Linked DNA regions of Mus musculus: regions 2, 3, 4 and 5 are each linked to region 1. Evidence: chromatin loops called from intact Hi-C (ENCODE). Cell type or tissue: gastrocnemius. All regions are shown on one strand. Links, peaks and the distances in the headings refer to the core of each region. The heading gives the core; the rest is flanking DNA. Region 1 overlaps Prdm2 (PR domain containing 2, with ZNF domain). Region 2 has its middle 110 kb from the start of Mir7021. Region 3 holds the start of Prdm2 (PR domain containing 2, with ZNF domain). Region 4 overlaps Prdm2 (PR domain containing 2, with ZNF domain). Region 5 has its middle 20 kb from the start of Gm52493.

Evidence for each region. Hi-C counts contacts between places; a loop is a spot of excess contacts. Peaks named below come from ENCODE experiments on the same cell type or tissue, not always from the same donor. Only the 100,000 strongest peaks of a DNase experiment are listed, where the experiment ranks them.
Region 2: a loop joins it to region 1, with 2.2 times the contacts of the local background. A loop is called at or near these places in 7 of 42 quality-filtered maps.
Region 3: it touches region 1 in a loop (4-fold over the local background); 10 of 42 quality-filtered maps call a loop at or near these places.
Region 4: a loop joins it to region 1, with 6 times the contacts of the local background. A loop is called at or near these places in 15 of 42 quality-filtered maps.
Region 5: it touches region 1 in a loop (11-fold over the local background); 24 of 42 quality-filtered maps call a loop at or near these places.

Annotation. Positions count from the first base shown.
Region 1 is chr4:143,109,201-143,115,584 of GRCm38, forward strand. Prdm2 (PR domain containing 2, with ZNF domain) reads right to left here. Exons shown (of 10, transcript NM_001081355.3): 9 at 2,434-2,577; 10 at 1-185. The coding sequence ends at 2,457. Among named protein-coding and RNA genes, the nearest start is that of Mir7021, 24 kb to the right of the region's middle. In gastrocnemius, for the core only: a CTCF peak has its summit at 3,978 (motif pointing right); a DNase peak (open chromatin) is centred at 3,996; H3K27ac peaks cover 724 bases.
Region 2 is chr4:143,024,092-143,030,475 of GRCm38, forward strand. No RefSeq gene overlaps it. Among named protein-coding and RNA genes, the nearest start is that of Mir7021, 110 kb to the right of the region's middle. In gastrocnemius, for the core only: a CTCF peak has its summit at 3,370 (motif pointing right); DNase peaks (open chromatin) are centred at 2,872 and 3,367.
Region 3 is chr4:143,208,770-143,215,153 of GRCm38, forward strand. Prdm2 (PR domain containing 2, with ZNF domain) reads right to left here and starts at 3,940. Exons shown (of 10, transcript NM_001081355.3): 1 at 3,846-3,940. In gastrocnemius, for the core only: CTCF peaks have their summits at 3,673 and 3,874; DNase peaks (open chromatin) are centred at 3,238, 3,690 and 3,945; H3K4me3 peaks cover 2,042 bases; H3K27ac peaks cover 1,999 bases.
Region 4 is chr4:143,159,107-143,165,490 of GRCm38, forward strand. It overlaps Prdm2 (PR domain containing 2, with ZNF domain), which reads right to left. Exons shown (of 10, transcript NM_001081355.3): 6 at 2,950-3,076. Among named protein-coding and RNA genes, the nearest start is that of Mir7021, 26 kb to the left of the region's middle. In gastrocnemius, for the core only: no CTCF peak of the experiment used is centred there; a DNase peak (open chromatin) is centred at 3,172; H3K4me3 peaks cover 2,433 bases; H3K27ac peaks cover 3,412 bases.
Region 5 is chr4:143,236,070-143,242,453 of GRCm38, forward strand. It overlaps the pseudogene Eef2-ps2. Among named protein-coding and RNA genes, the nearest start is that of Gm52493, 20 kb to the left of the region's middle. In gastrocnemius, for the core only: a CTCF peak has its summit at 2,904 (motif pointing left); a DNase peak (open chromatin) is centred at 2,904; H3K4me3 peaks cover 599 bases.

The sequences.
Region 1 (6,384 bases), core at 967-5,966:
GCACACACATACATGCACACATGCGCTCTCCTCTCTCTCTCTCTCTCTCTCTCTCTCTCTCTCTCTCTCTCTCTGATCCTCTCTCATGCTCACTCTCTCACTCTCACAACTGGGAGAGGTCAGTGCTCTCTGCAGGGCAGACTGCTGGTCCCTTTGGCTTCACTGATTCCAGGTCACTTCAGGTGCTGAGGAGAGACAAAAAGAAAATGACAATGTCAGCCAGTACTCGCTGAACTTCCGATGTGATCTATGCGTTACATTAAGCAGTTTCTTAAAGTATGATGGACATATGGATAAAAGCCCCACTGGATATCTTTGAGGCATATGTCCAGCATCAGATGAAGATGCAGAATGTGACCCCAACCCATCCTGAACCATCCCCCTCAGGATGCCTCCCCATGCACAGCATCACTTTAGACGGCTTGCCCTTGCCTGTCTCCCTGACTTCCTTCCTTCCATCCTGGCCTCCTGCCTCCCACACTCTAGCCGCGCACCCTCACCACTGAGCAACATCCTCAATGCCTCTTTACTTTATTTTGAGACACTTTCACAATGTGGTCCAAGGGGACTTCAAACTCTGAAATCCTCCTGCATCAGCTTCCTACGTGTCTGGAACTATATCTTGCACCACCAAGCCTAGCTCATTTTTAAAAACTTAGACAACACATTGGGCACCTAAGGCTCTGTGCTTCAGTTTTGCATGTCTGTGAAGTTCTGGGCATGCAGTTATAGCTCTGTCTGTCTGAATATGCTGTGTTTCTGTCCATCTGACCATGTGGGTGTAGCTTTGTCTACATGCTGCTCTATAATATGTGGAAACATGCCACATCTGTCTGTCTGTCTGTCTGTCTGTCTGCCCCACTGCTGACGCACAACTCAGATGTTTCCGGTGGGTCAGTGATGCTCCTGGCGTGGCACCACTGGAACTTCCTGTGTGGGTCTAGAAGCCATGGATGATGTACCTGTGCCAAGGTGATGCTGGCAGAGGCACTGCTAAGCCCAAAGGAGCCAGGAGGTCAGTTTTGGTGGCCACTAATGGCTGGTTCTCCCTGTGAGCCAGCGTTTGCCCCTTGCTTCCCTCAACGGTTCACACAGCCTCTGCGGCAGACAGCGCAGACGCTCATGCATCATGAAGGAAACAGGCTCAGAGAGGACTAACTTTTCCTGAGATCACAGGACGTTTAGGTCCTTCTCTCCTACACGCACATGGGCAGCTCTCCCTCCCTGGGCATAGTCACCTATGGTTCACCTCCATCCATGCCAGAACTCAGAGGACCAGAGTTCTGATGCACGTCCTACCCATCCAATTCCCTCTTGAAACAGGAGGGTGCGGACCTGCGTGCTATCATCTTGAGCTGAGATTCTATGTCTCAGATGTCCAAACCTTTCTGTACCTGTGTCTGGTAGGTTCTACAATGAATTGTGTCTCCCTGAAAGCCCTGCGTTGTAGTCAAATCCCTCAGTGTGAAGGAGCATGACCTTGTAGAGATGATTAGGGCCCATCATGTGCGGACATGGTAAGAAACAAGATACTGTCTACAATCCAGAAAGAGTGTCCTCACCAGAACCGACTGTAGCAATCCTGAAGGTTGTCCTCTGACCTCTACATACACGTGTGCATACACACAATGCTTTGGAATATTAGATTTGTTATTTGTTATTTCCTTACGTGTATACGAGGCACGCTGGTGACTACTACCCTCCCTTGACCTCCCTTGTCTCCTCCCACCCACCCCCCCTTTTCGAGCCCCTCTCCCACTAAGTTCCTTTTTAGTCTTCCTGAGTTGTTTTGAGACCCATTGAGTGTAACCAGGGCTGTCTGTGTGATTGTGGGTTTGAACCTCTCCACTAGAGACATCTAGTGGAGCTCACCAGTGGGTACTCAACTGACGGCACTAGCTCCCCATTTCCCAGAGTCTCCCAGTGGCCATCGCTTCAGCAGTGGGAATACAAGGGCCGTGCAACCTCCCTTCCATGGTTGAGGGTTGGCAGGCCTGGTGTGGGCAAGCATATGCACTGATCTCATCGCTGGACCAGTTGTATTACACAATGTTAAAAGAAGTCTCTTATTGCCTGAGTCTGTTTGGGATGCCATAGCAAAAATATCATCCAATGGGCAACATCAACACAGAATGGTTTGGCATTCTCCCCTCTGGAGGCCGCAAGTCCACCTTTACACATACGGAAGTTGAGACTTGGAGAAATTGACTTGTAGCCCTACAGCCAGTAAATGGTGAAGCTAGGGTTTGAACCCTGGTGGTCCAGAATCTTCTTGCTAAGCTATAAAACTCATGCCTGCAGAAGGCCCCGTGCTAGCCTGGAGGGTGCTTGACACACCATCTCTCCCGCTTACTCACTCACCCAAGATGTACCTGGACCCCACCCTCGGACCCAAGAGCCAGGAGATGGTGCCAGGGCGCCTCTGTCTCCTACCTGTTAAGGAGCAGACAAAGTGCCTACTCTTTGAAGAAGGGTCCCTGGAACTGAGTTGCTGCTGCAGCCTTGACCTTTCTGCATTGTCTGGTGATATAAGGGGCTGTTGATGAGGCGCATCGCGATGCCAGGCGGAGGCTGTAGCTGTATGGAAAGAAGAGCGCAGGTCATCAGCAGCAACCAGTTTGGGCCTCTGGCATCACTGAAGGGGCGGGGATATCTTTGCCGCCCATATCTCCCAGGCCCACGCAAGGTGGCACTTCCTGCATGTTCGTGCCACGTACCTGGAGGGGTGACAGAACTTCCTAATGGAAATGTCAGTCCAGGGCCCTTTGTGTTTTACTTTTAAAGAAGTGTTGGAAGAGAGATGATCCCACCCACTTCTTTTGGCACACAGACTGCTTGTGCCCAGCTGGGCTCCCACCTCCTCTGGGAAGGCTGCCCTCTTTGCCTCCTGTGAGTGCACCCCACGCCTCATCCCCACTCTGGCTCCCCATTTCCGTCTCTGGCATCCCAAACTGCTATTGTGGGACACAGGAGCTGCTCTCCTCCTGGGGCACTAAGAGCTCAAGGTCATGGCTCCTTAGCTGCTGCTGCACCATTGGCTTAGCATGACAAGAGCCAGAATGGCTGTATGTGCCTGTAACCCCAGCAGCCCAGGAGGCTGAGGCAGGAGAATGGTGAGATTGGAGCTAGCCTGACTCATACTATTGACTGTGCTTCATATAGACCAGCTCTCTTCTTCATACAAGCGACTGACTCAGACTCATATTATCCTGAATTGACAGAAGGGAAAATGGAGGCACAAAGAGCCCAGGAGCCATCATCATGGGAAGCAGCATTATTTAACCAGGGCATGTGCTTGTCAGTGTCTGGTAGTATTTGGGTTGTCACACTGGAGGTGTGTGTGTGTGTGTGTGTGTGTGTGTGTGTGTGTGTGTCTGTTACACACACATACATACACATACTGCATATGTTAAGCAATGCTCAGGAAGTTATGAAACACCCCACTATGCACAAGGCAGCAAACAGCTATACAGCCAGAGTCTAACACAGTAGCACCCGCCCCTTAGCAACAAGGGATCTTCTCCAGGACACTCCATCCCCAGTGGGCGCTTGAAACTACTGAGCCCAGTACTGAAACAGTCCTGAGCTCAGTACACAGCATGGTTACACATACAAGCTGTAGTAAAGTTTGACTTAGAAATCAAATGAAGCCAGGCCTGGTGGCTCATGCTTGTAACCCCAGCACATAGAAGCTGAGGCAGGAGGATCACATGAGTTTGGGGTCAACCTGTGCAACAGATTCCTATCAGCCTAGGCTAGAATAAGATCGCTGAATGTTCTTTTTCTCTTAATATCTCACCGCACGTTCAGCTTCCCTCTGAGAAGCCTTGACAGCTACTCTCTGGCATCTGATACCACCCTTCCTTGTGAATCTACCCAACATTCAAAATCAGCCCCTAGACACAGAAGTCTTTGCAGGCCCCACCTTCCTCTCTAGGCGGCCCCTCTTCTCCAGGAGGCAGCAAACACAGACATTTCCACAAGGGGGCGCACCCTCTCCCCCGCCCAGGGTTTCTGTCCTAGTGTTTCCCAGCAACCTGCAGGAACGGCCCATTCTGTCATTACCCCTGGGCATCTTTGGCAGGAAGGGAAGACAATTTCAGCCACACTCCCAAGGCCTCTGTGAATTCCACATCCTTTCTCTCTGGATCCTCCACCCCAGCAGTCAAAAAGAGCAAATGATTCTATGTTCATTTCACAGATAAGAAAATGGAGACATGACTCAAGGACAGGGGCTTATTCTTGGGGGTGGCAGAGCCCAGGTCTTGCGCTCCCTGACTGTGGTGGACACCAGGTCACCACCTAGGTGACTGTCATGAAGTCTGGGGTTAAGACTCAACTGTGAGATAGACTCCTTCCTGCCTTGGGAGGTTGAGTGCCCACAGCAACTCTGGACCGAGTTGGTCCCCTGTTTAACCTAAGGATTATATGAGTTCCTGAGCCCCACTGCAGGTGATGACCACCTCAAGATCCTGGAGGTAAGCTTGGGGGGCTGAGGTCTGAACCTAGGGCTGACCCCAAGCCTGACATTTCTCAGCTAAGTCTCCCAGAGGGGACATCACCTGGACATTTGGGAAACCCCTTGAGTTCAGATCCTGACCTCAACTTGTGACACACATCATCTCTTTCTTGGTGACTGGTACTCTCTTGACATCCTGAAAGCCAGACCCACGGGGGTCTTCCTGTCCCCTCCTCGGCTGCTGTTGGAGGCTATCTGGTTCACCTTCCTCCCTCAGTCCCCCACCGTGGACACCTCTCTCCAGGTTTCCTGCCATGTTCCTTCCTCATGGGGCTTTTCCTGGCCACACGGGCCTCCCTCCAGTCTGTTCTGCAGATCTGTGATCTTTCCCCCAAAGGGCACACTAGACCACGACACCCCTTCACCGCACCTCTCCCTCCCACCACCCTCAGGACAAGCCTACTTTTTTTCTAAGGATGTACAGGATCCAGCTCTTCTGACCTCCTAGCCTACCTCAGTCGGTTCAGGGCTCACTGCTTCAGCTAACCCGGCCGGAGGGTTTGGTAGAAGCTGGGTTTGGACAGCTAAGAAACAGAGCCATGTTTTTAAGAGTTCCTTTCAAGCATCTGACTTCCCTGAGATTGAAGCTGTGTTGGGGGATGGGAGGGCTTTCTCTGTGCTTCACACGCACTGGCTCTGCGCAAGGGGGGTGCACCACCCGTAGCTTGCACAAGGTACCTTCCAGAAGCTGCACTTCAGGAAACAAAGTCCATAGGCCGCACACGCCATGCAGCCTACCCCAGTCTGTACGGACAGACGGCACAGTGCAGAGCGCCTTACCCACACCTGGCACTTAGGCAAGGCTCGGAAAAGGTGAGCAGGCAGGACACAACCATTCGACCGGGCAGCCATTTCTACTTCCTGTGTGTGCACTCTGCCAGGCTGTTCAGTCTATCAGGACTCTCTCCCTCTCAAGACTCCCCTTCCTTCCTCTGGATCTTCACTCAGATGCTTCCCTGTTAAAGCCTGTATCCGACCCCTCCGGGAAGATCTATCGGTGATTAATAGCTGCCGGAGGACATGGAGACATGCTATACGGTGGTGTAGCCACTGTCGAGGTGACAGTGATCCCGTACATAGTCCTCGCCCATACTCCTATCAGCAACTCTAATGACTCCCAATGAATGGGTCACAGAAGGGAGGGGGGAGGGGGAAAAAGAAGGAGGGGGAACGAGGGGGGAGGGGAGGAGGAGGAGAAGAAAAGACGACAGCTAGTTGGGAAGAGAAAGGGGACCAGTGAGAGTCAGAAAGGGAGAGGAGAGGACAATGGGAGACAAACATGACTAAATTACACTATATATATGTATCAAAACATCATCATGAAACCTATTATTATGCAATTGTGCATAGCTAATATGTGCAAATAACTCCCACCACCCCCAGCATCCAGGCTTCTGCCCTATGGCCTATAGAGGAACAGCTCTGTGTCCAAGGGAGCTGGGTTCTAGGGCTCAGGCCTCAGGCTGCCAAAGGGCTATGTTCCCTTTTCAGCTCCCAGGAATCCGTGTGAAAGGAACCCAGGTAAGACGGTTTGTACAGGAGAAATGGGAGGAAGTTCAGAAGAGTGAGTGTAGGGGGAGATGGGGATGGAGGGAAGTGATACAGGGGCACAGAGGAGCAGCCAGGAGCAGCCAAGTCTCAGGCTATCAGCAACACATGGTCCCCGAGGGAGTTAGTCTGCTTGTTTGTCCTGGTGACAGAGCCCCAGTGGTTACCACCAAGCCTTGGGGAGCAAGGGAAAAGGTTAGGTCACAACACCTGAGCTTTCTCGGGGACAGGGAACCTGAGACCAAGGTGAAATAAAGCCATAGCAAGAACTACAAAGACAACAACAACAAACAAAACCCTCAGAAGGGGGCTGGGTG
Region 2 (6,384 bases), core at 694-5,693, 85 kb before region 1:
TAAAGATCACTGGATATAATAATCTCTGTTGGCAATTATTGACTTTCAGGGCTTAAAATATATCACTGCATGAATTTCCAGCTTTTAAGGTTTCTTGGTGTTACTCTGATGAGCTTTCCTTCCATCATTTAACGGTCTTTGTTCTGCAGTCTTGGCATTTTAAGTGAGTGTTGTAGAGTTCTTTTCTGTCTGTGTCTGTCTGGGGTCCTAATGGTTACTGTGCTTGCCTGTCTGTTTCTTCCCTAGGCTTGAGAACTTTTCCGCTATAATTCAATGAATGAATAGGGGTTCTATGCATTCATATTTCATCTCAATTCCTTCTTCTGGCTTCTTGGGTTGTGTTCTGAGTGTATGTGAGCCTCCCACATCAGTCTCCTGAGTAACACAGTAACACACTTGCACACAATTGCATCTGATCTAACCAGAATAGCTTTTAATTTATTTGGTTATAGGTTATTAATTATATAATAGATAGTAGTTTATGTATGGTATATTTTTGCCTTGGGGATCATGCAATCTGAGCAAATGCTCTACTATTGAGTCCTATACTGTTCTGCTATTAAATCACATCCCCAGCCCTTATGTAATAACTTAACATTAATTTAAAGGTTATTGAAGAATGAACAACCCTAATCACTATTTTTTTGAGCATATGTCAAATTGTATCAAGCTCTGTGGTCAATTAGCTAATTCAACTTTCACGTTAGGACGCGAATATTCTTATCCCACTTTACTGATGAGAAAGAGACAACCCCAAGAGGTTAATCAATCAGTTCAAGGCTGCAGAGGTGGCATGCAACAGGACCGGGATTAGAACCGGGGTATCTGATTCCAAAGCCCATGATGATGTATACTGTCTCGTCTGCCACACTCAAAGAGTCAGAGCAGGAACCTTTAAGCCCAGAAATTGGGGAGGGGAGGGGAGAAAAGAGAAAATGAAGGGGACATGAGATCCTTCATATAGGAAAATCTCCAAAGCATGGATGGAATTTTAAGAGAGACGAGAGGAGATAAGCAGCTGGTATTTACTTAGAAAATGCTATAATTGCTGGCATAATAGACTCAGCCATCAGGAGCTAGAGGCATCGCCGTCAACACAGCATCCAGCACAAAAGGACCAGTGTGCTGAAGATACGCCTGGCCCGGCTGGGAGGAGATGTGAGCCCCTTGGACACATCATTCATGCAAGGAATGACCAAGAACACAGGCAGCAACATCCCTGAGGAATCCCATCCCCCAAAACACTTCTCCAATACCTGCTACCCTGCCCACACCAAGCAGAGTGCCCTAGAGAATGAAGGAGATAGAAAATAAAAACGTATACTCCTCCTTAGCCCCCTTCTTTCCTCCCTCACTTCAGCTTCCAACCTGTGCTTAAAGCAGATTGATTCTCTTAAGAAGAGCCCAAATCTATTTCAGTTGACAGGTTCCTCTGAGATTTGGGTATCCCTGTCTGTTTGACCCACCAATCCCCACTTCTAATGACCACATCTCTCTCTTTGTTCTCTCTCTCTCTCTCTCTCTCTCTCTCTCTCTCTCTCTCTCTCTCTCTCTCTCTCTCTCTCTCTCTTTCTCTCTCTCCCCTCTCTCTGTCGCAGTACACACGTTGGGGGGTATCAAAGGATAACTATGGGAGTCACTTCTCCTCTTCTACCGTGTGAGTCCCAGGGATTCAGCTCTGATCATCAGGCTTGGCAATGAGAAGTCTTACACACTGAGCCACCTCACTTGCCTTAAAGACCTTTGAGAATATCCCTTTTCTTTGTTTTGTTGAGCCAGAGGTCTCACTATGTAGCCAAGGCTAACCTCAAATTCATGGTATGTAAGTGCTAGGATTATAGACATGCACTACCAGGCCTGGCATCTAAGGAATCAGTAAAACAGCTGTGCAGACCCTGCCAGGCCCCTGCTTCCTTTAGCCCAGTGGCTTTCAAGCTTCCTAACACCAAGACCCTTTAATACAGTTCCTCCTGTTATGGTAAACGTCACCATAAAATTATTTAGTTGCTCCTTCATAACTGTAATTTGCTATTGTTATGAATCATAATATACATATCTGATATGCAGGATATCCCCAAATATGGATATGTGACTCCCAAAGGGTCATGACCCACAGATTGAGAACTGCTGCTTTAATATCTTGTGATGGGCTAGAAACATGTCTCCACAGGTGAAGACATGTGCTTGTGTCCAAGTTTGTGTAGCCTCTGGATACACATGGTGGAGAAAAACCAACTTCCAAAAGTTGTTGCCTGACCTCTGCATGCATGTCATTACATGTATGCACAGACACACACACACACACACACACACACACACACACACACACACATGCACACACGCTAAACAAATAAATATAATTTCAAATTTTTTCAGACATCTTGCTGACATTGATGTACATTGTGATATACAAGTCTCTGCAAATGAGCTCTGGTTTGTCTATTTTACTGTAGCTACAACAAGACCACAACAGTCCACCTACACAAACATTCTCTCTCCCTCCCCCGATTCATACTCACTCTCCCCACCCCAGCCCTGGAAACCTCCAGAGCCTCCATTCATGTCCTCATCAAGTGAGAACTGCACCCTCATCTCTGCCCCTCAGTTTTCTCATCTAGACAATGGGTGCTGGAAAAGCAAACCGAATCCGTGCAGACAGGAGCAGGCACTGATGCTGAGTGCAGGAGGACCCTAAGTGGCCTCATAGCTCAGTGACGTTCAAGTCGCTCAGCATCCTAAGTTGCTCACACTCTGTGTTGCAGGCAGTCCTGTCAAGGCATGTCTCTGAGGCTCCCCGAATGGCTGCTTCCCCTGACTCTTGCCCTCATTACGCGTTTCTCCCATATACGCTCCTTTAGTCCCACCTGCCTCCTCCTCACTGTCCCCCAGGTGCCCCCAGGGCCTTTGCACCTGCTGTTCCCATTTCCCAGAATGTTCTTCCCAAAAATCCACCTGGCTTCCTTCTCCGAAACCCTAAGTGTGGGGCACACAGTAGGACAGGGGAACATATCTCCTTTGTGTGTCGATCACTCCAACATAGAAATTTTGATCCCAAGTTTGGACCAAGTTATCATCAGAATTGTTGAGAAGAGGCAGGACAGGGAGTCCTAACTTACACCATTGAAGGTATAAACTGAAGTTTCCTCTGTATTGTCGGGCCTCGGAGGAGCTAGCAACAAAATCCTCTGACACATGTCCAGCCATTAGCCAACACCTGCAAATCCATGTGTGGAGCTACACCCTTCCGAGTGTACTCAAGGGCTCACAAAGACCCAGAGCAGCCCTGAGAGAAGCCCAGCTGGCTTGAGAAACAACCTGGACTGCTCTTGGTCAGTGAGGCATCCACACTATTGTGCTATGAACACTAGAGGGCGGTGGAGCTGCACGGAGCGTTTTGAAAAACCTGATTAAGGGTCTGAGTTTGTTTCTGATAGCTGGGAAGATGCACCTCAGAAGAGCCTGGAGGCTGACTCCAGCGTTGCCAGGATATAGCTATAGACACACACACACACACACACACTACAGTACACATAACATGCATCAGGTGACCTGGACTAAAACCCTGCTCCACCTACCTATGTAACTCTGAGCAAAGCTCTCGCTGCCTCAGTTTTCCCCTCTGCTCTCCTTGAAGAGAGTGCATGAGAACTAACTCCAGTCTAGGGTACAGGGCAGAGGAAAAGTGCTTAGCACACATATGAGGCCTGGGTTAATACCCCAGGTTCCTGCCTACCTGCAGGCAGTTCAAAATAATGCTGAAGAATTCACAATGAGGTTTAAATGAGAAACCTATAGGCTCATGTGTATGAACACTTAGTCCGCAGATGGTGGCGCTATAATGGAAGGTTCTGGAACCTTAATGAAGTGTGCCACTAGGGCCTTGAAGTTATAGTCTGGATCCTCTTCCTGCCTGTCCTCTGCTTTCTGACTATAGGTGTGAAATGACCAGTTACCTCACATACCTGCCACCATCCCTTCCCACCATGACAGATTACATCCCCTCTAGCTGTAGCCAAAAGAGGCCTTTCCCGCATTGAAACTGATTTTTGTCAAGTATGCGCTCCCAGTTTTAAAAGATCTAACATGCACCCAGTGTGTCATCAAGGGGTTGGTATCCTGGTGGTCTCATTCATCTTTGTTTAGTTTTATTTTGATTGGTATGTCTGGGTGCTTTGCCTGAACATGTGACTGACCACATGTGTGCAATGCTCAGGAACCCAGAGGAGGGCGTCAGATCTGGAGTCACGGATGGTTGTAGGCTGTCATGTGGTTGCTGGGAATTGAACCAAGGTCCTCTGGAAAAGTAGCCAGTGCTCTTAACCATTGAGCCATCTCTCCAGCTCCATAGGTGAGAGGTGACAATCAAGGCTAACCATCACATATAGAAAACTGAACAGAGTGCCTGCAGCTCGGGAAGGGTGTGCATTGGCCCCTGTGCTCCATGGCGTCTATGTCTAATGAAAGGCTGATTTGATGAGGTAATCTCCTCAGGGGAGCAGGAGGAATTGAATGTGGTCAGGTACTATAGAACCTATACAAAATAAAAGACTTAGGGGCAGATGAAGTCAGAAAGGTACAGGAAGTGGTGCTGTATAAAAGGACAGCATGTGCAAAGGTCCTGAGGTATGCGAAGGTGCTACCATGTTTAGTGCCACCCGTAGGACTAACTTGATTGATTCCAACATGCCTGCCCTATAAGGATTCACTGTAGTGGAACATTGTCTGGGCTGTGCTGGGAACTGAGGATAGACACACCTTGTTTCTTGTCATCCTACAGTCTGCTTCTCGTAGAAAGTGGCGCCATAGTGCTGTTTTTAATGCATTCGGGATGCTGTTGCAAAACTGTCACAGACCGAGTATACTAGGGTAAAGATGGCATGAGTGTGGGGTCACAAGCTGGTGCACAAAGCCCCAGCTCAGGGGATGAGTTGAATGTGGAGAGAGGCTGTGGTGGGTAAACCGGTTCCGTATTGAGAACCTCCAGGGGACACAGCTGCAGTTGCCTCCCTTGCTTGTGCTGAGCAGCAGGAGATGGCTTCTCCAAGAGATGCCTCTAGAAACATCCACAGATCTCATCTCACAGAGGCAGCGCCACACCCAGGAGATAAAGTGCTCTGTATTAGTCAGTTATTCACTACTGTAACAAATGCCTGAGATAAATCAATTTAAGAAGAAGAATGGTGGGGCGTGGTGGCACGCACCTTTAATCCCAGCACTTGGGAGGCAGAGGCAGGCAGATTTCTGAGTTCAAGGCCAGCCTGGTCTACAGAGTGAATTCCGGGATAGCCAGGGCTACCCAGAGAAACCCTGTCTCAAAAAAAAGGAGAAGAAGAAGGAGGAGGAGGAGGAGGAGGAGGAGGAGAAGGAGGAGGAAGGGGGTTTATTGTTGGGTCCCGGGCTTCAGTCTGTAACCAACCAGTCGGGGTGCTTTGGGCCTGTGGCGTCATGGTGGGGACACATGGAGAGGACTGGTTCACTTCAAGGCCAAGTGTAAAAGAAGAGAGGAAGAAATCAGAATCTCACAAGGCCACTCCTCCCAGCCCCTAAGCCTCATGCTAGACCCTGACTCTTCAAGGTTCTATCTTCTCTCAGTGCCATCAGGGATTGAAACTAAATTCAACACTCTGGGGCCATATTGGGTCCCATCCACAGTGCCAAACTGACCATAAGCCATGCTTTCAAACTGTTCTCTGCCATTCCTGGGCATAGACTGTGATAAACAGAGTGGGAAGGTGAGAGAGAGGTAGTGAGGGAGGCAAGGAAAGAAAGATCGATTGAAGGACTTCAGGCAGAAGAGGGGGAGTCTCACAGTCAAGACTGACAGCGTATGAAGCAACACCCGCACCTCACACAGAAGCTCCAAGGAAGGAACTGACTTCTGGGGAAAAGGGGCAAAAGCAAACAGTGGTGAGCTGGCGCCCCCTGCAGGCTCCTGTGGCATACTGATACACATAGATAGGTAGGTAGGGGCTGGAGAGATGGCTCAGTGGTTAAGAGCACTGCCTGCTCTTCCAGAGGTCCTGAGTTCAATTCCAAGCAACCACATGGTGGCTCACAACCATCTGTAATGGGATCTAATGCCCTCTTCTGGAGTGTCTGAAGACAGCTACAGTGTACTTGTATACATACAAGAAATAAATCTTTAAATAGGTAGGTAGATAGATAGATGCATGCATATGAAATAAATAATAAATAAATGGATGTAAATTCTCAAGAGAACGCCAACTTCTATCATCCAGCACAGAGAGGCAGCCAGCATTTCACAGCCAGATAACCCAGGAGGAGGTAAATGTTTAAACAGAATGGAGTACTCTGTGTACTCAAAGTATGAGGCCAGGGAGCTCCCAAATTACTTCAAGGGTCCTAGAGACATAAAACACAAGT
Region 3 (6,384 bases), core at 664-5,663, 99 kb after region 1:
ACCACTCGTTACCAAATATGGCTCCAATAGCAGATTTTTTTCACATGTTGTATTTAATGGTGCATTCTCAATAGTATTTCACAGCCAAAACAAACAAACAAACAAGCAAACAGATAGGAACCACAGCCAATACCATCTCTACTTAGAATAATTAGAAATAAAGATTAGGAGACATATTTTCTCCCCCAGCAGAAAGTACTTCAATGACATGTTTTCCATGAAGATGCATTAAACTAAACATTTCAAAAGTAAGCCTTCTTTCCTTAGGACAAGTTTAGTGCATAAACCCAACTGGTTCTTTTTGGGGTTTTTTTTGTTTGCTTGTTTTAAAAAAAGAAGGAAAAAAGTAGTTTAGAAAAGTACAGTTTAGCCAATCTTCAAGGAGTTGCTTCAAGTCTCATTTTCTGGAAGAGTTATTTCTGTGCTATTCAGCATCATGGACCAAATAATTAAATTATGCATCTACTCTATGCAAATGTATTTAAATTTTATAATAATTTAATCTGCATACTGGGAATGCTGATCCCATGTCATGAAAACGTCATAATCTCCAGCCTACCTCACACTGCCATGTTTCTTCCCATAAAAGGACGTCAATGTTCAACTACAGAGAGTTACTCTATAACCACAAAAGCAAAAGCTAGAAGAAATTTGGATGGGAAGACAATTCCCTTCTTCAAGGTCTAACCCATAGCATCTGTCCTCAGAGTTCTTGGAGACACCACAGCTGCTTCTGTGATTCAACCATCCAACAAAGGAAGTTTCATTTAATGAGCTAGTTTAGAATCATTCCATTTTGTCCCTCCATGGCAATGTCTGGTGACTTCACAGCTTGTCATAACTAAAGGAGGGACCACTGCCACTTGTGGGTGGATGAGGGGAGCTGCTTAAGCATTCCACCATGGACAAGAGTGACATCCCCAAGAAAACTAATCCAGCCCACACATCAGCAGTAGAGTGGCCGAGGAACATTGTTAACTCACCATGCTATCCCTACCAACAGACTCCAGTTTCCCCTGACCTGCTCTAAGAAAATCATTTTTTTATAGCTCTAACTAAAAATTTCTAACTGCAAAAGGCAAGCACTAGGACATGACACCAGGCCCAATCCCAAGCACTGTGACTGCTAATAGGCAGCAATCAAACTATGAAGCCCTAAATGCATGTCAGCAGGAGCAGAAGTGCTCAGCAGGTGCTCAGCTGGTGATGTCCCGGTTGCATCTAGCATTCCCTGAAGATTCTCTGCAGGTGCTCTCTGCATGCAGGTCTGACATGCAGCATTCCCTGCAGATGCTCTCTGCATGCAGGTCTGACATGCAGCATTCCCTGCAGATGCTCTCTGCATGCAGGTCTGACGTATCCCCTCAAGGCCCACATACACTTCCACTATGGAGTTTGCTAGTGAAAGCTGCATATTTGCTGTTGGGTTTTTCCCCTTTACATATATTAAAACTAACACGAAACTAGTCAGAAGACATGAAAATAGCAAATACTCCACAGTGCTCTCCACCCTGGAGACTGTGATTTAACACACCCCTGAAAGGTGTCTAAGTCAGATCTAAAGTTGAAAAGATATCAGCATTCTGAAAAAAGAAAAAAAAATCCCATTAATAAATAAATAGCCAGTATAAAATAATCATCAAAAGGAACTGTGTGCAGATATGTGTGAGCTACAGACACCACAGAGAAATCAGGGAGGTTACTTCTTAGGTAGCTGAAACAAACAAACAAACAAAAAAAGATGTATCATCAGACACTACCAAAGCAGATTTTCCAGTTTTCACATCTTAAATAGTTGCAGAATTTTTAAATTCATCACAGAGAAAAAACTTCCGAAAATTAATGAAAAGAAATGTCAGACTTTAGAAGCCTTGAAAATCAATGTGGGATTGGTTAATGAATGATGGCCCATCCACATATCAGCCATTAAACATCAAATTGAAGAACAGTTAAAGACATAGAAACACACAACAGCATAATGAAAGACAAGCCTCATCGATATACACAACATATCAATTCTCTATAGACTATTATACAGAAGTGCATGCTTCTATAAATGAATGTATGTGAATAAAGAAATACAAGCAGGCACACCATGAGGGACTGACTAGTGACAATCTGCTACAATGTTAACAATGGCTATCTGAGGAGGCGGAAGTTTACAGGCGGTTTCTATTCCTTCTTTGTGCGCCTCTGTTTTCCAACTGTCTTCCAGTGCGACTGTTTTGCTGTTTTGTGCTTACAGAGCTAATACATTATTACAAAGTTACACCTTCTTATCCCGAGCACTGCATAGAAAATGTAAAACAAACCACCTCAAACCTCAACGAAGCCAAGTCTTCCATCAACAAACAGCGAACATTCATTGAGCATTCTCATTATGTCCCTGGTTCTAATAACTTTGTAAATGCATCGACGGCTTTTTTTTGGGGGGGGGGGGCAGGGAAGGGTCGAGCCCTGAAATAACACCAAATGCAGCTGAGTGTTGCTTCCAACAATGGATTTACAGCTCTCTTCCCATGGCTTGGAATAAAGGGGGCTTATTAAATGATCTCTGAAGGTTTTCAAAGCTATGGCGAGATTGCTCATGAAAAAGAAATTTCATCAAATAAAGTGTGTGAAAGAGAGCTTGGAGGGTGGCAGCTGCGTGCAATCTCAAAAACAGAACTCTATAGAACAGGAAAACAACAGAATAATGTCTCTCAGTTCCTCCTCTTAATATCCTAAAACCTCTTTTCCAATATCATCGTGGGCAGAATGATCCAACTGTAGTCTGTGCTATTGTAGGTAAAAGAAAAACAAAAACCAAAAAACAAACAAAAAACCATTGGGAGGTTGTCTTTGCTGTATATATTACTTTAAAGAATAACCTCGAAGTAAACAAAAAAACTTTGAGATACAATTTTAGTCATGTTCTGGGGACACTGTGTACTAGAAACAAACATTCCCGTGTTTCATTAAAGGGTCCTAAGGGCAAGGCACTGGAACTTGGCAAAAGGCAGTTCACGTGTCAAATACACCCAAATCCTCAATACATGAAATGCGGGGGGTGAAGGGAAACCCCATTTCTCTAGGTGTAAATTCCAGCTGGGTAGTAAGAGGCAACGGGGCTTCCCGGCGATCTGTGGGATTGTTTCCCCAGCTCGAGGCCCGACCTAACGGTAAGTGCTAGGCCATTGGCCGGTGCTTCACGCGTGGATCGTGGAAGAACACTGACCTGTTAAGGTCTATTTCGTGTCTCGCTCGTCACCCTCGGAGACATAGTAGATGGATCTTTTGACGAACGCAAACCAGTCCTATGTATGCTAGCGCACACCTGTGACACATGCACGTATGCACCAGTGGGTCGATGGGGGACACTCGAGGAGCCCACTGGCAGGTTTATAGCACACGGAAACTATACGGGGGTGAAAAACACAAAGGCTCGAGGCACAGAACCAACTCGAGGATTGCAGATGCGCTCGCACATTCAACCCGGGACACAAAAGAGCAGAGATCAGCGCAGCCCTGCGGATGGGGACCGCCCGGGGCCCACGTGCGCTCCCCGCCGACCCCGCAGCCGCGCACCCCGAGTCCGCCGCGCCGTCACCAAACGGACCCGAAACTTGGCCGCGGGGACTTAAGAGCCGCGGAGCGGGAGCCTTCGCGCCGCCTCGCGTCGGCGCCAGCGCCAGCCACCGGTTCCCGGCCGTTCGGAGGAAGCTCGAAGGGGGCGCGTCAGCCCGCCCCGCAATCCCCTTAGCGCCCGGCCCGGTCGCCCCCGCCGCGGTGGCCACACTCCTCACTGACACCAAGGGACATTCCCCCGAGGCCCGCCCGCCCTCCCCGGCTCCGCCGCTCCTCACCAGAGCGCGACGTGCCAACGCTTCAGCGAGCCCAGAGCCGCAGCCGCCGCCGTCGCTCTGGCGCCCGCGGCCGCGCCGCCGCCATCTTGGCTCCGGCCGGAAGTGACGTCGGCACGGCGCCCACAACCCCCGACCCCGACCCCGACCCCGCGCGTAGCTCGTGGCCTGCGACCCCGAGGAGCTCAACACGACGGTCAGGCGTGACCCCGGCGGACTGTGTCGCCCTCTCTGTCAATCACGGACTCGCCGCTCGCCCCAGAGCGTTATTACCTCGAAGGGAAGCCCGCGTCGCCATGGCCGGGCCAGCCTGACCACTATAGAGTTAGGGCTGAGAAACTCAAGAGTTGGTCAGAGAAGCCACCCTACTTCAGACGACCGCGACTGACTGGCGTGGTGGCGCACACTTTAATCCCCAAACTCGAGGCAGAAGCAGCCAGAGCTACATAGTGAATTCCAGGAAGGCAGGACCACACCCTTAGACCTTGTTTCAAGAAAAACAAGAGCAGAATCCACTCTGAAGGCCACTCACTAGACCACTGCCAGGCAAATAGACCGTTTAAATGGTGTGCAAAGGACCAATATAGCCACACACACACAAACCCGAAACTTCAGCAAAGCAGATGCAACTGAGCGGCTGTATTCATCCCTTACCAGGAGGCATTTGCTAACTGCCAGCTATGGGCCTAGGTCAGTGCCAAGGCTCTGTGGTACCCAGCATGGCCTTCATCTTGCCCTTGGGAACTGCACCACTATTTACAAACAAGTGAGCTGGAGATGGATTGGATTGAACTGGAGACCACTTCTGACATCCCAGAAAAGAGGTTTGACGGGAACATAGTTGCCAATCAATCTGAAGTTGTAGAGAGATGAAAGTTACTTGTCACATCTAGATGGTACCCAGAGCCATGAGTACTTCAAGATAAAGCTATCCTCTGAGAAGAAAGGAAAAAAAAAAAAAATCTAAGTGTAGTGGGCCGTATTAGTCCTCTGAGAAAAGGATCTGAAAAATAGATAATGTATTATGTTCAAATGTGCCTCCAAAACTTTGGAAAGACCAGACAAGCTCATCAAATGTACCTGTTGTTTAGAAAGTACGTCAATCAACGTGGATTGTGGTATACTCTGTAAAGGATTGGTGACATGGTGATTATCTCATCAGTACTGTTGACAGGTGAGGACAATGTCAAGTGTTGTCAAGGTCTGGATCACCACAGAGCCCGTGGAGAGAGGAAATAAAACCTCAAATGTTTGCTTATGTCTCTCACTAGTCAAGAGTTTACAAACCTAAGAGAGACATGCAAACTTGTCACTAGAATATACACTATTATGGTACAGGCTGCCACTGGAATTTGCACTCTTTATTTGATTAACACCTTACTAAGTATATGCATCAAAAATCATCTGAGGTAGCGTGGGAGCAAAAGGGAGACCACCACCTCATCTACCACCAAACTGCCATAGCCATCATTTTAAAAGAAAATCTACTTACCCCCTGGCATCCAATAGAATGCAAAAGGAAATATAGGGGATTTTGATTTTTGTCAAATCAAAACATGACATGGTAAAACCAGAGAACACCATGCCAAGAAGGCAGTGGCTGTTCTTCCTGTCTTTAATCTGATATGACAATGCCTTTTTCCCCTGGGGCAACGGTTTCAGATTTGATGTCTTAAAACAACAGAAATTTAATCTCCTGCAAATGTAGAGGCTAGAGTCCAAATCAGTATCAGTAGACTCAAGCTAAGGTGTCAGTAGGACCACACTTCCTCTGAGGTCTCTAGGGGAGACTGTTTCCTTCTTCCAGCTTCTGGTGACTGCCAACATTCCTTGGCTTGTCACTATGCCACTCAACTCTTCAAGGCCAACATCATCACACTCTCTTCATCTTTACATCACTTTCTCCTCTGTAGGTAGTGAAATTTCCCTCTGTTCTTTCATAATCTATACAGTTGCACTGAGGATACCCAGCTAAACCACAGTTAATCTCTTCATTGCTGAGTCATAGCAACAGAAGTTCTGCAAGAGGTAATGCTTGAGAATTCAAGGGATTGAGTTGAGGTCAGATGCTTAGTAACGATTATTTAGCCTACCACACTGAGTAAATCTTCGGTCCTTCTAAATACCACCTCTAACCAACCACTGTATACTTTTAATCTGTGTATTTTGTTTGAACATGTTTCAATTCTCTAAACTGTGATACTTCCCAGACTGAACGACACACTTTATAGTTCATCTGTTCAATTAAAAAAGACAAAGGCTATGGAGATTACAGTGAAATTTCATTAGTGATGATTAGCTGTGCGGTGTACTAAATACTACTGTTTTCCTTCTTTGAAATGATGAAATGCCTTGCTAATGAAGGATGATGGGAATAGAGATGCTTTAATCAGAAATTGTGGTCTGTTTATTAGGAGACGGACGTATACAACACACTCACTATCAAAGTCTGCAACGTGAATGAAACTCCATGTTGCACAAGTCACCTGGCTCAGCCCTGGTCACTTATGCACATATTATGTGTTAAAATGGCACATGCTAC
Region 4 (6,384 bases), core at 602-5,601, 50 kb after region 1:
CCGAGTCTCATCTCCAGTGCCACTAAACAAGCAAAGAAAGATTCATTAACAGTTATTACTTATGGTTAGCAAACTCAATTGCATTTCTCAGTCATGAGTAGGAGACAGAAATCAAGAAGGAAATAAAAATTCTCAATGTGGCCTTTTCTGTTCCATTATAATCTATACAACTCATACTTAAATAGCTGGAGACCTTCAACACTAAACCTTCCACTTTTCTACCTGAAAGCTTTAACCTGTCCAAACCAAGCCACTTCTGACATTCAAGCTTACAGAGGCTGCTCAGACATGCATACGATTCAGCAGAAATAGAAAGCAGAGTTCCAGTGAAAAATGCCTAGTGCATGTACACCTGCAACCACGGGAAACACTGCATGCTCCTTGGTCAGGTACAATATGAACTGCCATCTCAAAGCACTATGTACTGTTCTTCCTTTATACATTGTCTGAGTGTTGGCTGAGGGCCAGCCAACCCCTCAAACACTGATCACTGCCTTCCTGGTGTGCCCATTTCCCCCAAGTCTAGGTTACCCAAGGAACTACACAAATGGCCAGAAAGTCCAGCACATGGCAGGACTTAACAAACATTAATGAGAGAAAGAAACAAACAAAAAGAGAGAGGGAAAGGGAGGGAGCAGGGAAGGAAAGTAGAAAGGTAGGTAGGTAGGTAGGTAGGTAGGAGGCAGGTAGCAGACACAGGAACCAGGGCTTCTAACTACCTAATACACCCAAAAGTCCTTATGATCCACCAACAATCTGATGATGAGTTCTGAAAGGTCCCTCTTGGCAACACACAGCTGCCATGCAAAGGAGCTAAGGTCCAGAACCGTGAAGAACTCAGTCCTTTGTTTCCAAAGTACAAGGTTATGCCAAATATCAATCTACTAGACAGCTGTAGATTCCCAACATCTGGCTTTCAGAAATAGTCCACACTGTCTATGAATCAATTTACTTTTATTCTCTCTGATACTATTATTTAAAATGTCTAAAGTTATACAATATAAAAAGTTCTGCCTTCAGATCTTACAAGCTGTTAAGTTAGATTTCACAGCATAATTTAAAAGGCTTGATTCATTAAGTTCTCCAAACTCAAGGTCACAGACAGCAAACAGGCCTTTTCTGAGATAAGCTGCCTAGAGAAGAGAGGCTATATGTTCTAAGAATGAACTCCACACGAGTCTTTTCATTAAAGCTCAACAAAGACTCAGTGAGCTGTCTGCTACTCAGACTCTTTATCAAAATAATGGGGCAGAAAGAAATATAATTACTGCCAAGTGGTGGTGGTCCATGGCCTTTAATCACGGCACTCTGGAGGCAGAGGCAGGCAGAGCTCTGTGAGTTCAAGCCTGGTTTACAGAATGAGTCCCAGGACAGGCAGGACCACACAGAGAAACCCTGACTCAAAAAAACAAAAACAAAACCAACAGACAGACAGACAAAAGAAAAGAAAAAAAGGGCACCAAACAATATAAAACCAGCAATCTTGCCACAAAATGTGTACATTTGTGTATCACTAATAAAACAAAAAGATTATTTTCAGGTTTTTCCTCCACACTGAATTGAATTTCCACAGTAAGGACTAATAATAATAATAACAATAAAAATAATGAAACAGTTCTGAATACACACACCAAAGTTTACACAAAGCCAAGTATGACTACCATCAAATTACAGATCTGATAAAATGTCAGAATTAAGTATAGCTGCACAGTTAAGAAAGTCCCCATATCCCCTAGTTTTCAGCCTCCACAAGTCATACCTTCTCTAGGAAGGCTGGTAGCATGACTCTTGCTTACAAATATACATTAAGTACAGAAACAAGGCAAATAATGGCGTGGAATCAAAATGCTGAGCCTTGGCCCAACAAAACCTCAATGTAGAGTTAAAACACTTGAGAGAGGGCTGGAATTTTCTGGACTCTTTCTTATCTTCTGACCCAGAATCAAAGTATTTACTGACCTAAAACAACAACTAAATCACCGTCAATAAACAGAAAAAATGTATTCAGCAAGCGACCCACCAGCCTTCCCTTGGGTGAGCCTATTTCACTTTGCTGTGAAATGCAAAGGATATGTAATTGAAAAGTCACAATGAGCTCATCAAATATGGCTTGAGAGTTTTCCAAAACCATGTTTATGCTTTTATTTATAGCCTCACTCCCACAAAATACAATGTCTGGGAAAAGAAAAGGCTTGTTCAGATTTACCAAGATCCAAGGGGAGAGCAAAAAACAAAAAACAAAACAAAAAAAACCCAAAGTTCTTATCAAAAGCGACCACCACATCGTGCCTTGGCCTGTATTCAAAGTAGACTCAAATAAAAGATCCCCAAATTCACATTAAAAGTTTTTCGTAAAAATATTCCAGCGACGTATCGGCATGCCAGCTGGAAATATGATATAGCCAAACTATTTTCCTACCCACAAATTATCCCCTCCCTTTTATAAGTGACTGACTACACTCTAGCTTCTGTTCAAAACATCTTTAACACAGATCTGAGGGGACGGCAAGCCTCCTAAACTTCCACAAAGCCCAACACATTCTGTGCGGCAGCCTACCTCCCTCGGTTCCCGGTGCACCCCATCTTTGTCTCTCCCAGGTCCGGTTCTCCCTTCCCGTCTCCCTCCTCTGCCGCGTCCTGCGCTGTCAGCCGGGCCGGAAGGCGCAGGCGGCCCTCCCTCGCGGCGCGGCCAGCCCTATTCCGGGAGCAGGGCCGGGCCCGCACTCGGCGGCCGCACGCGCACTTCCCGCCGCGCGGGCGCTCAGGCACAAGTTCGCAAACAGCCCGAACGCGCTGGGATTGCCGTGATTCAGCAGCGGGCCGGGTGGAGACGGCGGGCAGAGCCCGGAAAAGGTCACCGCGACGCTACGGGCAACGCCCGGACCTCGACCCTTACTTAGGCCGGCGCGGGTGCGGCCCGGGCCCGGCGGCGGCGGCGGCGATTCCTACCTCTCCGGCTCTTCGGGGAGCTCCGCTTGCTCCGGGCGCTGGCTCGCTCTTCCTCAATCGCAGCTGCTATCTCGGGGTTGTCTTCCCCATTGTACCAGACCAGGAGCTCCTCGCCAGGCGCGATTGGCTACCAAAGAGAAGAGACAAGGGGCAGACCAATCAGAAACGCGGTTGTTGGCGGGGGCGGCACGACAGCGGGCAAGAGCGGCGCGCCGACCGCAAACAGCTGTCGGGAGGGCGCCGCCGCCGCGGGCACGCGCGGAGGGAGGCGGGGCCAGGGCGCGCGCGGGGAGGAGGCGGACCCTACGACGTAGGCGGGGCAGAAGGCGGAGCCGCGGCCAGGGCTAGCAGAAAATTCCTTGGCTGGCAAGGCCAAGGCAGGGCGCTCCGGACAAGCAGGACAACCTGGCAGCTTGTCACAGAGGCTCGCAGGAATGCACGCACCGGCTGATCTGGGCCTAGTGCTCAGCCTCCATCAACAGATTCTTTTTTATTTTTTTCGAGGTAGGGTTTCTCTTGTGTTGCTCTGCCTGTCCTGGAACTCACTCTGTAGACCAGACTCCCTCTGCCTCCCAAGTGCTGGGATTAAAGGCGTGTGCCACCACCGCCCGGCCATCAATAGATTCTTACAGCTAGTCCCAAGCCTCATGCCAACAAAGCAAAAGAGAAAACATGAGACCATTTTGCCCATGAAATTTCATTGAATGAGAAATGTAAAGTGCTACTAAGCAAATGGCATGAGAGCTAGCAGCATACGTTTTAGATTCCAAGCACAAGTTAAGCAGGAACGTTGTGCACCTTTATCCATGCACACAACCACTATGTTAAGTATTTTAAAGCTCTGAGCTCAGAGCCTAAGATAGCATTCTCAATGCAGAGTCATCAAAGTAGCGCAGGCCTCTGAAAACACATCAAGAGTGTATATCGCAACTTCTAGTTACAGAAATCCTAAGAATACCTTCCATGAATTATGCTCCTAAAACATTAAATTCTTCACAGTCACACCATCATATAACTACACCTGCAACATCCTGAAGAAATATTTTGAGTAGAAAAGTGAGGCCTAAACAGAACTGGGAAGGTAGCTAATAGTTGTCTTTCATTGTCAGGAACCCATCTGTTCAGAAAGTTCAAGTAAAGCCCATCTAAACCCACATGCTGACACCGATGATCACAGGAAGAGACACACAAAAGGGAATGTTTTTGCTTAGTGTAGAATGAGTGGGAATGAGGCAATTAAAATAACCCATATTGCAATCATCAACACAGATTGATCCAGACAAGGCTCCCCAGTGGACCTACTGTCCTTGGGTGAGTGTGAGAAGTATCAGAACATTTGCTTCCTGTCAAAGCCTCTGCCCATAAACAGCTATCAGCCACAGATGGAGGAAGAGTCTTTATAATGAGTCAGATGGACAGCCCCTGCCTCCTGAGACCACGCAGAGGACAGAGCCCGTCTTGGATGCCCAAAGGCATAAGTGGAATCTAATCAAAAGGAAGGCCAAACTGAGTCTCCTCAGAACTGAAAAGTTATCAAAGACCAAAGTAACTGCCCAAGCCTAGGAGACAAATGAGAGCCAGAGCTCTGTCTCCAAGGATGTGACTGAGTAGGCAGATCAGCTGATAGAATACTGCCATGGTGCTGGCTTCCTCGTGTGCAGCATACTGGGGCTATGGAAGAGTTTGGTCCTAGAGGTTTTGTTTGCTGTTTGTTTTGGCTTTTTGAGACAGGGTCTCACTCAACTATGTAACCTGGACTAGCCTGGGAACTCTAGTAGACCAGGCTAGCTTTGAATTTAAGAGATCCACCTGTGCTCTACCTCCCAAGCTCTGGCATTAAAAGTGTGTACACAACACTCAGTCCTTATTTTTGTTTTAAAGCAGAAATTCAAACAGAAATGTTCAGTTTAGACAGTGTGATGGTTTGTATATGCTTGGTCCATGGAGTGGCATTATTAGAAAGTGTGGCCCCATTGGAGTAGGTGTGTCATTGTGGGTGTGAGCTTTAAGACCCTCTCTCATCCTAGCTGCCTGGAAGCCAGTATTCTGCTAGCAGCCTTCCTTGGGGCAAGAGCCCACCCAGCTAATTTTAGGTTCAGGCATGGTAGTACAAACCTTCAACACCAGGAGGCAAAGACAAATAGATCTCTGAGTTCAAGAATAGACTGAACAGAGCAAGCTCTATGCGAGAATAAAAAAACAAAACACAAACTTAAATCCAGGTTTGGTGGACTACAACTTTAATCCCAGTGTTTAGGAGACAGACATGAAGATCTCCAAGTTCAAAGTCATGTACAGAGAAAGTTCCAGGGCAGCCAAGCTTAGGTAGTAAAGGAGTTGGAAAACAGAAAGCTGGTGATAATGTAATAGAACAAGGGGGCCATGTTCCAACCCCTGCAAGCAGCAGAATTTGGCAGCTTTGGACACATGGCTCTGGCTTGAGAGTCCAGAATAGAAAGGAATACTGGGACAATTGAAGCTGGTTAGCTGCAGCTAAAAAATTAGTGGTGATTAAGAAGAGACCAGTACCAGTCAATGGTGGCACATGCCTTTAATCCCAGCACTTGGGAAGCAGAGGCAGGTGGATTTCTGAATCGAGGCCAGCCTGGTCTACAGAGAGAGTTCCAGGACAGCCAGGACTACACAGAGAAACCCTGTCTCAAAACAAAAACAAGAGAGAGAGAGAGAGAGAGAGAGAGAGAGAGAGAGAGAGAGAGAGAGAGAGAGAGAGAGAGAGAGAGAGAGAACACAGCATCTCTGGTCTTCTGGGAAATCTTCTGGGAACTATTTCTGAGAGCTCAAAGAAGCTGTGTTCTAGAGATAGTCAAGGTTGTTTTTCATAGTACAGCTGAACTTGGTATTGTGTAAGAGTCACCCAAATGGTACTGGTTTTGAAGGCATGAAGGGGTCATGAAGAGCAGCTGAGGCTAGGCACTGTGAGAGGCCAGGGAAGGCCATGGTGAAGGTACAGCTTCAGTAGCAGTTAATGGCCCAGGACTAAAGGGGGTCATGCAAGGAGTTGAGACTTGGAATCATGAAGAAAGCCTATGAGAGGCTATTGGTGAAGCCTAGCTGCAGCAGAAGACCCCAGCGTATTGGAGGTCTCAGCACCATGAGATGATCACCAAGAACAGCAACAGCAGTGGAGTGGATCAACCTGAGCTTAGAGTGCTACAAAGGGCAGAGCTGGAGAAGTGATGCTAGCCCTTTGGAGAAGGCACAGAAGATCATATGTGGATCCCAGACACTGAAACAAGATGTAACACTTAAGTTGCCTTGGAGACCCAAAGATTTTTGAGATGCCAGAGCTGTGGGCTATCTGCTGAAGAAAGCTGCTAACAGGGAGTGGAACCAGCCCAGGAGAAAGAAGTTTGCTGCAGTCAACAAAAGTAAAAAAGGAGTTGGAAATCTGAAGGCTGCTTTGACATCAGCCTT
Region 5 (6,384 bases), core at 488-5,487, 130 kb after region 1:
CACCTGCCTCTGCCTCCCAAGTGCTGAATTAAAGGCGTGTGCCACCACCAGCCGACCTAACTTCTCATCTCTTTGCTCCAGAGCATCTGACAGAGCACAGCAGCAGGGACGAGGAACACCAGCTGCTGCAGGAACCACAGCAGGGGGAGCAGCAGCCTCCATGGCTGCTCTGAGGTCCTCACATTTGTAACCTCTCAAGAGTGCCCAGATTTCTTTTATTCTGTTTAAGTCACAAAGAACTATGACAACATTTTAAATATGTAGATTTTTTTAGATTTATTTATTTATTTTACGTTTTTGTATGAGTACACTGTAGCAATCTTCAGACACACCAGGAGAGGGCGCCAGCTCCCATTACAGATGGTTGTGAGCCACCATGTGGTTGCTGGGAATTGATCTCAGGACCTCTGGAAGAGCAGTCAGTGCTCCTAACCACTGAGCCATCTCTCCAGCCCCCAAATATGTAGATCTTAATTTGGAGAGCCAGTTCCTTAATTTGGAGAGTAAACTGCTTGCAGGACAATCATGCCGCTCCTAAAGCACGAGACAAATCATAGTGATCGGCTGTGGGCAACCTGAAGCAGCACATACTGCACACCTGGGATTAAAACAAAAATGTAATCACATAACATTAGTTACTGGGTTTTTAAAGAAACCAAAATTCTCACTAAGCTCTTAAGCTTATGTAGCTAACACTTTAAGGACAGCCATCTATCTCTCCAGTCCACACTGGCTCTTTGTCTGACTTGTGGGTGCCTGCCAATGCTGCTATCTTGAACTTAGCTGCTTTACATGGTCTGTGATCCTCCATGAAGCAGTGTCTTGGAGAGATGAATACAGGACCTAAGAGAGGAGCGAGACTATGCATTAAGACTGGAGAGTATTTGTACACATGAGGGGTTTCCAGTGGGGCTCCGCTGCACATCAGTTTTGATATGGGAGGAACAAAGGGGCCTCCCTCCTTAGTGAGGATTTGAGAAATCACGTCTCCTGTCATTCTCAACAGAACTCAGAAAGAGCTGTCAGTCAGGACCTGTCTTTTCCATTTTGGTTCCTGGAGAGAAGATTTGTCAGAAAGGGAATGTTTTCCTTTTTATTTTTTTAGGCTCCAACCTGCTTCACGATTGGAAAGTCCTCATCTTTTTTGACATCAGATGGGCTTCCGTTTTTAAGCCTTGAGTTAGAGGAATGCTGTCTTGGATAAAAATATACCTGTGGGGAAGGGAAGGGAGAGTTTGCAATACAAAAAAAAAAAAAAAAAGTAGCCTAGTTCTAACCATGATGGGCAAGCAGACGATGACAGAGACAGCCACCTAGTGCACAGTCCCGATGCTCTAATTGTCTCAGATGAGACACCGTGGAGCAGAGTCATTATCCTGACAGCTCGGCCTATCTCTCAGACTATGGATGTCAAGAAGGCAGAAACTGGGAGTCAACTCCACGTCACAGGGAACGTTATTGTAGAGGTTTTTCTTCAAAGGGGGGTGGGTGGAGATAAGGATAAATAAAATTCATTTTCTTAGACTATGTAGGGGTAAGAAAATCAGAAAAGAATCTAAATTTAACTGAATTAAAGACTTATTTCCAAACTGGGTGGTGGTGGTGCACACCTTTAATCCCAGCATTTGGGAGGCAGAGGCAGGCGGATCTCTGAGTTCGAGGCCAGCCTGGTCTACAGAGTGAGTTCCAGGACAAAAACCCTGTCCAAAAAAAAAAAAAAAAGAGAAAGAGAAAAAGAAAAAAGAAAACAGATTTTTTTTCATACAATATATTCTGATTATGGTTTCCCTTCCCTCTACCCCCCCCACCAGTCCCTCCCCATCTGGATCTACCTTCCCCCTTCATTGGAAGACAAACTGGCATCTAAGGAATAATAACAAAATAATATTCAGATAAGAATAGGGCAAAGGAAACACACAGAAGGAAAAGAACCCAAGGGAAGCCACAAGAAACAGATCTAGACGACACAGTGACACACTTGTTTGCACATTCAGGAATCCAATAAAAACCCAAAGATGGAAGTCGTTTTATATATATATATATAATATTTTACATATTATATATATGTAAAAGCTGTAGGGTAAAAATAAATAAAAGTAAAATTAAAAAAAAATACAGAGTCCTAATGTGACATTATGAGACAAGTCACCTCCAAAAAAACATTGAGTTCTTTGTTGGCCACTGAAAGGAGACTTCCTTACAGATAATATTGTTTGATTTGCAAGTGATTAGCACGTGGAGATAGTTTCTGCATGAGTAATGGGGGAAGTTTCAGGTAGCTATTCTGGAATTTATTGTGTAAATCCTGCCGGCCTCAAAAATCACAGACACGCCTGCCTCTGCCTCGCAAGCAATGGAATGTAAAATGGTGGCCCCACGCCCTGCTAAATGCTTTCTTTTATAAGTCGCCGCCGCGGGGGTCGGGGATCGCGGTGTTTTTGTCAGAGCTGTAAAAAGGTAACTAAAGCTGGTGGCTTGGAATCCTGAACATGTCTTAGCTGTCACTTCCTCCACCTCCCCATTAAGGATGCACACCAAAATCTCCTTTACTTACGCAGCATTGGCTCCAATCTATTTTCCCTTACTGCTCAGCTGCAGATAGACCTTTGAAACCTGCGGAAAGTTCCAGACTTTCCAGTTATGACACGGTTTTGTGACCTCAGGCTACTTTATCGGTTTTCTCACTTCACAAGGTCACTGGACGGCCAGTGTCAGCATTATCTTGTTTTGTTTTCGAATTTAGCAGCAGAAATAACATTCATTTAATCGCCTTTTCCCTCTTCCTCCTTTCATCCTCTTTCTAAACATAAACATTGACAGCTTTTTAAATTTCCTGCTATTCTGAACTATTTTGTTCCTTTCTAATAGCAATGCCGTTTATGTAGACCATGGCGCCGCCTCGTGGCCAAGTGGGACAATTACATTTAATTTTTGGTTTTGTGGGTTTTTTGGAGGGGGTTGATTTGGTTTTGTTTAAGATGCTGAGGTGTGTTAGAGTTAAGATGACAGGAGATAGAATACGGAGGTTGCCTTTTAAAGAGGTAAAATCTCTTGTCTGACTGTCTGTAAGAGCTGAAAAAATTTCTGGGACACCCGCCTATCAGTGCTAAAGTCAGCCGAGTCCAGGACAGTTGGGGGTGAGCTGGTTCCTCTGGGCTTTTTTTACCCTGCCATGCTGCTTTGTACAGAGTGAAGTTTGGGGCCCATGCTTTAGATACAAGAAAGGATTATGAAAGGGCTGAAAGATGGTGCAATTTCCTGACAGGATTTGGCATGGGCTTGGGGGAGCGGGGGAGAGGTGGGGCTTGGGGGAGCCACAGATGGAAGACCTGAGGTGGTGCAGGGAGAGCCAGGCGGAGAACCCTTTAGGCTGAAGAGAGAGGACTATAAAGGATGTACACCAATCTTGAAGGTTGTACAGCTTGAGGGTGGGTTTTATCAAACGATTTTTCAGGGCTAGAGAAATGGCAGAGGCCCCAAGTTCAGCTTCCAGCACCCGACCTGGGTTGTTCACAGTTGCCTGTAACTCCTGCACTGTAAGGGTCCGAAAAGCGCTGAAGGAAGACCCCAGACTCAGTGCACAAAGACAGAGAGGGTTGATTCTATAGAAACGACCAGCAGGTGCGGGTCAACCATTCTCCAAAATGGCGACCTCAGACAAAGGCCCAAAGGCCTTCTTGTAGGGAAGCAGGGAAACTCTCTAGAAGGAGTAGGTAATCTGGAATGGGATTGGTAGGAGCCAAACAGTGACATTAGTAGAACTTTGATTGGCTACTATGTTAGTTAGTTCTGCTATATTTAGAGAGTGGGTTAGGTAATCTAAAATTTCATTGGTGGGTGCTGGGGAGGTCACAGGGGTCGGCTTCTGATTGGCTTGTGCCAGGAAGTCAGTGGTCCACAATCCTGCGTTATGAATGTTTAACTACAGGATGAGATAGGGCTGCCCAGCACACATTACCCACACTGGGGTAAGATATTTCCCCATTTTTGTGGTTATCCCCAGGCTATTCTTTGAGCGGGGGTGGGGGTGGGGTGGTGGAGGCAGCGGTGTTTATGATCTTGTCCTGGATTTTATGGTCTCTTCCTGGAGCTGGTTCCTTATGGCCTTCTTTTCAGTCAGGCCTGGTCCTTTTTATTTTTTGTTTTCGTTTTTTTGAGACAGGGTTTCTCTGTATAGCCCTGGCTATCTTGGAACTCACTCTGTAGACCAGGCTGGCCTCGAACTCAGAAATCCGCCTGCCTCTGCCTCCCAAGTGCTGGGAGGCCTGGTCCTTAAATGGAGACAAATGGGCTTTCATGTTGTCCTTTAAGTGCCAGTGGACTGGATGCCTTCTTCTGGTCTCTATAGGCACTGTACATATGTATGCATACATAAGTTAAAATAAAATATCAGTCTAGACATGGTGGTGCATCTGTTCGGTCCCAGAACTCAGGAGGCAGAGGCAGGTGACTCTCAGTAAATATGAGGCCAGCCTGGTCTACAGAGCTAGTTCCAGGACAGTTGGGCTACACAAGAAAACTGTGTCTCAACAAACCAAGTAAATAGGTTTTATTTGTATTTTATGCATACTTATGCTTTGCTCGCATGCTTGTTCTGAAGAGGGTGTTGAATTCCCTAAGACTGGAGTTACAGATGATTGTGAACTACCGTGTAGATATTGGGAACCAAACCTGGGTCCTCTGAAAGATAGCAATTGCTCTTAACCACTGAGCTGTCTCGCCAGCCCCTAAAATAAAAAGATTTTTAAAAAAGCTTTTATGTGGCCAGGCAGTGGTGGTGCATGCCTTTAATCCCAGCACATCGGAGGCAGAGGCAGGCTGATTTCTGAGTTCGAGGCCAGCCTGGTCTACAGAGTGAGTTCTAGGACAGCCAGGAAAACTCAGAGAAACCCTGTCTCGCGGAAAAAAAAAAAAAAAAAAAAAAAAACCAACAACAACAACAACAACAAAAAGCTTTTATGTTCCTTTCTGTACTTGTTTCTATCTTTGGCCATCCTCCCAGGATTCTAACAATGGTCAGGACTGCTTGCTGGCTTTTAGCTACTAGTATCCTTCAGCTTAATATATATATGTATGTATATATATATATTACATTTATTTATGTGTGTATGTGCATGTACATACATGCATTCATGTGGGGGGAGGGGTCAGAGGACAACTTTAAAGAGTTCATTTCTTTCATTATGTGAGTCCCAGGGATTAAAAGTCAGCTCACCAGGTTTGGCAGTGTCTTAGGGTTCCATGGCTGTGAAGAGACACCATGGCCAACGCAACTCTTATAAAGGCAAACATTTAATTGAGGCTGCCTTACAGGTCAGAGGTTCAGTCCATTATCTTCGATGTGAGAAGCATGGCAGAGTCCAGGCAGGCATGGTGCTGGAGGGGGGTGAAAGTTCTACACCTTATTGTGAAGCGAATCAGAAGACTGTCTCCCACGTGGCTAGGAGGAGGGTCTCAAAGCCCACCTCCGCAGTGACGCACTTCCTCCAACAAGGCCACGCCCACTCCAAGGAGGCCTCAAGTCTTTTTTTTTTTTTTTTTTTTTTTTTTGCGGATCAACCACTGTAGTTTATTACTCCAATGATTCCCACAGCGGGTTGCAAAGTCTAAGGCAGGCTGCCTGCCTTCCTGGAGGCACTTACCCCACCTCCCCCTCTGGGGGAACTCCACTTGGCCATGGACCCCAAAAACCTCTGAATTCATTTATTTAGACTTTTGGACATCTGCGTGTTTCCCTCTGAAAATGTTAAGAGCCGTGTCCCGCCCACCCCACAGCCTGTCAGTCCAGCCTGCAGAGAGATTCCTTGTAATTCCGAAATAAATAGAATTGGTAGCAAGTGAGTGCTGAGTGATGTCAGGGTGGCCCCAGCAGTCTCTAGAAGAGCACTGTGGGACAGTCTCAAGGTGTCTTCTGATGGGTGGGCACTGTGCAGCGTGTGGCAGTGTGAGGCTGCCTACAGTTTGTCCAGGAAGTTGTCCAGCGCTGGGATGTCCTCTTTCAGGCCCTTGCGCTTGCGGGTCTCAGCTACCGCTTGGCTGGGGCGGCTGCTGTTGTCAAAAGGATCCCCAAGCAGGATCTGCCAGTGGTCAAACACGCACTGGGGGAAGGCCTGGCCGCCAGTGTTGGATCACAGATCAGCGGTGAAGCCAAAAGACTCATTGACAGGCAGGTATGCCTTGACCACAAACATGTGGGTACCAGCCACCTGGGACTCCTCAAACACATGGCCACGCTTCCTGTTCAGGACACCGTAGATGCCACCCACCACTTGCTCAGGACACTGGATCTCCTCCAGATAGATAGGCTCCATGAGGCAGGGCTGTGCGGTCAGCACACTGGCATAGAGGCAGCGGCGTGCTGTGGGGATGATCTGGCCACCTCCC